Linked DNA regions of Homo sapiens: region 2 is linked to region 1. The links are chromatin loops, found by intact Hi-C in ENCODE. Cell type or tissue: mammary epithelial cell. All regions are shown on one strand. Links, peaks and the distances in the headings refer to the core of each region. The heading gives the core; the rest is flanking DNA. Region 1 overlaps RAP1GAP2 (RAP1 GTPase activating protein 2). Region 2 overlaps OR3A2 (olfactory receptor family 3 subfamily A member 2).

What was found. Hi-C counts contacts between places; a loop is a spot of excess contacts. Peaks named below come from ENCODE experiments on the same cell type or tissue, not always from the same donor. Only the 100,000 strongest peaks of a DNase experiment are listed, where the experiment ranks them.
Region 2: a loop joins it to region 1, with 10 times the contacts of the local background. A loop is called at or near these places in 2 of 110 quality-filtered maps.

The regions. Positions count from the first base shown.
Region 1 is chr17:2,827,065-2,829,980 of GRCh38, forward strand. The region is part of intron 2 of RAP1GAP2 (RAP1 GTPase activating protein 2); the gene reads left to right. Among named protein-coding and RNA genes, the nearest start is that of RAP1GAP2, 32 kb to the left of the region's middle. In mammary epithelial cell, for the core only: a CTCF peak has its summit at 1,543 (motif pointing right); no DNase peak of the experiment used is centred there.
Region 2 is chr17:3,334,934-3,337,849 of GRCh38, forward strand. It overlaps OR3A2 (olfactory receptor family 3 subfamily A member 2), which reads right to left. Exons shown (of 5, transcript NM_002551.5): 2 at 1,096-1,193. Among named protein-coding and RNA genes, the nearest start is that of OR3A1, 38 kb to the left of the region's middle. In mammary epithelial cell, for the core only: a CTCF peak has its summit at 1,121 (motif pointing left); no DNase peak of the experiment used is centred there.

The DNA.
Region 1 (2,916 bases), core at 223-2,722:
ATGGAAATGGGGGTTTCACATTTGGGGGATTTGCAAAGTAGTCACGTGGGTGAGGCAGGAGGGAAGCCTAGTAGCAGAGAAGATGATGCCTTCGGCCTTGAGTGTGGTGCGTTTGAGGAGCTTGTGGATCGTCCCAGGGGTGTGTGTGGTTGGGCTCTTTAGCTCAGGAGAGCTCAGCTGAGTGGATACCCACTCGCACATCCAACAGCTCTCATTCCCAAAGCGTGTTCTGAGTGTGAGTCCTACAAAAGTGGACAATTCAGACCCTGTTGGGTTTTGTGGCACTTTCTAGTCAGGGAGGCAGATGAGAACAGAATGAAGAACGCAGATGGTTTCAGACAGTGCCCAGTCCTGCGAAGGAAATAGAACAGTGAGGCGATGAGGGTGGGGCTCGGGGCTGGGGGAAGGGGCTACCCTGGGTGGGTGGTCAGGAAGAGCCTCTCCATAGAAGGGACATTTGAGGCCTGGCGCGGTGGCTCATGCCTGTAATCCCAGCACTTTGGGAGGCCAAGGCGGGTGGATCACCTGAGGTCAGGGGTTCAAGACCAGCCTGGATAACATGGTGAAACCCCCTCTCTACTAAAAATACAAAAATTAGCCGGGCGTGGTGGTACCTGCCTGTAATCCCCAAGCTCTTCTCCCAGCCCACCCGGCACCAGCCAGTTTGAGCTCTGACTGGGAACTGGGATCTCATTCATCCCATCTGGTCAGCATCTCTTTGGTTGCTTTTTATCAGCTTCCTATTAGAAAAAAAAAAAATCCCCTTGAAAAACAAGGGGGAGGGTTCATACACGATCGGTTGCAGCAGGCACGCCAGTGACGGTGGGGGCCCAGGGGGAGCGTGGCAGAGGCTCTCAGGCTGGAGGCCAGCTACTGCTCCGGCCAGCCCTTCCCTGTGGGGGAGCCACAAGAGGCCGTCCCTGGGCCTGCAAGCATGAGATGAGCCGAGCACTTGACCAAAACTAGTTTGGGTCTTAGAATTTAACTTATCCTGGGCCGGGTGCGGTGGCTCACGCCTGTCATCCCAACACTTTGGGAGGCCAAGGCTGGCGGATCACTTGAGGTCAGGAGTTCGAGACCAGCCTGGCTAACATGGGGAAACCCTATCTCTACTAAAAATACAAAAATTAGCAGGGTGTGGTGGTGCACGCCTGTAATCCCAGCTACTCGGGAGGCTGAGTCAGGAGAATCGCTTGAACCTGGGAGGCGGAGGTTGCAGTGAGCCGAGATCGCGCCATTGCACTCCAACCTGGGCGACAGTGAGACTCCATCTCAAAAACAACAACAAACAAACAAAAATAATACTGCGATTTCCTAGCAATGCCCAGTGACTTACCCTAAATTCAGTGAAAGTTGAAAAAAAAAAAGAAGTGGCATTTGAAGGAGACCCGAAGGAAGAAAAGGAGCCAGTGTGAAGCTGTCTGGGGAAGAGCATTCCAGGTGGTGGGAACAGGCTTGGCAGGTGTGAAGATGAGGAAGGAGGCCCCTGAAGAGCCGGCGGGAAGAGCGGGTGGATGGGAACACAGTTTCCCCGTCCGCCAGCAGGTGGCACTGTTGGCCCAGGACTGCCCGGGCATGGCTGGGAGAGCAGGTGGGGCCGCGGGTTCTTTGACCTCAGGTTTGTGATTCTGGCTGTGGGCTCATCACAGGCTCTACCTCCACCCTCTGGGGAGATAAGCCCTGGCCGGGGGCAGAAGAGCAGTTGTAATGGTTTCCTGGCTGTTCTCCTTCCCCAACGGGTCTTGCTTTCAGTGTTTCTTTGCTTGCTCCCTCTCCAGAGGTGACTTCCCTCCCGGTTTCTGGGTATCTGTGTCTTTGCTCTCTCCTTTTGCTTTTCTTTTTGCTCCCTTGGTCTCTTCTCCTCCCTCTCTCATTGCTCCCTGGGGGGGCAGGTTCCTGTCTCAAAGATTAATTACTTGCTTTTTTTTTTTTTTTTTTTGGGAAACCTCGCTCTGTCGCCCAGGCTGGAGTGCAGTGGCACGATCTGGGCTCACTGCAACCTCTGCCTCCCAGGTTCAAGCGATTCTCCTGCCTCAGCCTTCTGAGTAGCTGGGATTACAGGCACCCGCCACCACGCCCGGCTAATTTTTTGTATTTTTAGTAGAGACGGGGTTTCGCCATGTTGGCCAGGCTAGTCTCAAACTCCTGACCTCAGGTGATCCACCCGCCTCAGCCTTAAAAAGTACTGGGATTACAGGCCTGAGCTACCATGCCCGGCCAATTACTTGCTTTCCTGATGTAGCTCAGATGGAGCGGGTGGTGACTTAGGATCAGGAAGGTGCTGTTTCTCATCCCATTGCCTACCCTTCCTTCCCGTGGCTTCAGATCTCCATAAAGGGCTGGGGCTGGGGTCGTGACCCCGTCGGTAGAAAATGGTCCCAGCGACCCTTCTCTCCTGGAGCCCATGGACCCACCTCCCAGTGCCATGCCCTGCTCACCTCCAGCCCCTCTAGCAGGCAGCCCTGTCTTCATGTGAGAAGGGAGAACTGGATGGCAAAGCAGATGGCACAGAACAGCTGCACAAGAGCTCACCGAAGGGCTTGTTATGAAAGAGTCATTTTTGTCAACAGAAGTACGCTTCTGCCCTATACTCCGTGCTCTGTGAATTATTTCTCAGGGGAGACTAAGCTGGCCAGAGCCTGGTGGTGGCCTCCTGGCTGTCGGATGTCAGAGTTAGGGCTGCAGGTTGAGGGGTCCTTGGCTTTGGTCTGTGAGTACCATGGTGGTTAAGAGCCTGGTCTCTCTCTCTTAAATTTTTTTTTTTTTTTTTTGAGATGAGATTTTGCTATGTTGCCCAGGCTAGTCTTGAATTCCTGGCTTCAAGAGATCCTTCTGCCTCAGTCTCTCGAGAGGCTGGGATTACAGTTGTGAGCCACCGTACCTGGCAGTCTCTTTATTTTACTTTACTTTTTCCTC
Region 2 (2,916 bases), core at 143-2,642, 510 kb after region 1:
TTCAACAGGAAGGTGACAGTTTGTCTCCATTAGAAATCACTGTGTCCATTTCACTGTAACATCACAAGTACTAACTAGTTTTATTCATTGCTAATTTGAGAGGCAAAAGTATAACTTTACTTTGCCTTTTCTGCTTATGAGTGAAGCCATTATCTCTTATCTGTTAAATATGTTTTCATTTGTCTGTTTGTAAATTGCCTTTATGTTCTTGGCTTATGTATTCACCAGTATCTCAGTGTTTTCATATGCATTTCTTAGATCTTTACATGGTAAAAATATTAACCTTTTCATATTTTCTGCAAATATTTCTCCAAGTCTGTTTTTTGCCTTTTAACTTGGTTAACTTTTCCATAAATTTTAAAAAATGTTTATGCAGTCAAATCTGTTGATATTTCTTTGTGCCTTCTTCCTTTTCTTGTATGCCTGGAATATTAATCTAGCCTTTCTTTTGATACATTTTATAAATATATGTATCCAAGAGGGATTTTTCCAATGAATAATCAATTACCTCAACACTATGTATTGAGTATTTCACTCCCTGCCCCACCCCTACTGATTTGTGGTATTTAATTTATGCATATATTAAATTATTTTAAGTTTAAAAATGTGTTTCTGATCTGCATCTTCCATTCCATCAATTTTCTATTCCTAAATCACTATGGCTCAAATTGTTACACAATAACAATCACCCCCACACATTTCCAGTCATTTAGACACCAGCCAGAGACTACACTTTACATACATTATCTCATTTAACTCTTCGAACAAAAGTCCCATGAGGCAAATGTTAGAATTTTCATTTTATAGATGAAGAAAGCCCCAGGAAGAAAAAGTCTGACAGAGAACACATTCCAGCTTTGTCTTCATTCTTTTTCCCAGTTTGTTTAAGAATACACCACCTGGCTTCTCTCAATCCAATTTTTCTTACTTAGTGCCCATGCATACCTCCTACCACCTCCTAATTTGGATTCAGGGTCAGATCAGCCAAACAACTGACAAGGTGCCAACACATAACAAGTGCTAAAATGTCACTGCAACATTTCCACTCTGATTTACTCACGCAACTCCTTTCATAACTGGCAAATGCAAACTTACAAACCATTCCTGCCGGAACACGCAGAGCCCTCCAGTGGAAGTTTCAGAAACTCTCCTTGCCAACGCTGCCTATCTTCATTCAACATTTTGTGGCATGTCTGTGGAAATAATGACAGGTCATCAGCCCTGCCATCAGCCAAGCATTCACTAGTCATCCAAATACAACAGGTGATGTAGGCTAAAATTCTAAAACTGAACAACTCACAGTACAGTGCTTTTCAGTGATGATAATTCATTTTTTCCCTATTGTCTAAATTTTAAACATTTTAATCTGTACCTTGAAAAGTTATCTGGTTTAAAAAATCACAAAAGAAAACTGAAGACAGGATAAATGGAAAGTGTTTTGCTGATGTGAATGCCAGGAAAACAATAATTTTCATACATATTTTGACAAAATTTTAGAACTATATTTATATAAACTTTATGTGTAAGAAGTGTAACTAATGATAGATACAAATAGTGGAAAAAACATTAAATAAAAGAATTTCAAATAAACTTAGATGTTATGTTCAGTGTAACTACTAAATCCATTAATGGTAGCCAACCAAGAGAGATGTGCAATTATTAATTGAAAATCTACTTCATGCTCTACAATAAATATTTGAATAAATGTATAAAGAATATCAATTTGAAGATGTATCCAAATCTTACACTGTCTGGGTTGCCAGACACCATACTTTAGCTGCGCTCATACCTGAGATGTCCTCTTAACTCTTTCCCCTCTAGACTAGACAGACTTCTCCACAAAATCAAGAAATTGGGTATCATTTTTTAAAAAAACTTCCTCAGAACCCAGCACACATGATCACCATCAATTAATGTTTTCTGAGTAAACAAACGCTGCATCCCTCCTCACTCCTACCTAACCCCAATTTAGCTCCTCTTCAGAAAGACCAGTTCTTCCACCCCTTTGACTGTGTTCTCCATCTTATGGAAGATAATTACACAGAAAACAAAAGATTCACCCTAGGTGAGCTATGCACATGGGTTCCGATATCTGTGTCTAATTTCATACCTCTTTCTGCTTCCAAACCCAAAATGGACATTCAGGTCCCAGGAAGCAAGGCCCACACTTCCTTATATGAAATTCTTTTTATTTAACCTTCATTTTTTATTTTAGTAAAATATGCATAACATAAAATGTATCATTTAACCATTTTAAGGGTACAGTTCAGTAGGATTAAGTATATTCACTTTTTTGTGCAACCTCACTACTATCGTTCTCCAGAACTTCTTCATGTGCACTTTTTAAAATTATTATTGTACTTTAAGTTCTAGGGTACATGTGCACAACGTGCAGGTTTGTTATATATGTATACATGTGCCATGTTGGTTTGCTGCACCCATTAACTCATCATTTACATTAGGTATATCTCCTAATGTCATCCCTCCCCCATCCCCCAACCCCACGAGAGGCCCCGGTGTGTGATGTTCCCCGCCCTGTGTCCAAGTGTTCTCATTGTTCATTTCTCACATATGAGTGAGAACATGTAGTGCTTGGTTTTCTGTCCTTGCGATAGTTTACTGAGAATGACGGTTTCCAGCTTCATCCATGTCCTTACAAAGGACATGAACTCATCATTTTTTATGGCTGCATAGTATTCCATGGTGTAAATGTGCCACATTTTCTTAATCCAGTCTATCACTGATGGACATTTGGGTTGGTTCCAAGTCTTTGGTATTGTGAATAGTGCCACAATAAACATACGTGTGCATGTGTCTTTATAGCAGCATGATTTATAGTCCTTGGGGTATATACCCAGTAATGGGATGGCTGGGTCAAATGGTATTTCTAGTTCTAGATCCTTGAGGAATCGCCAT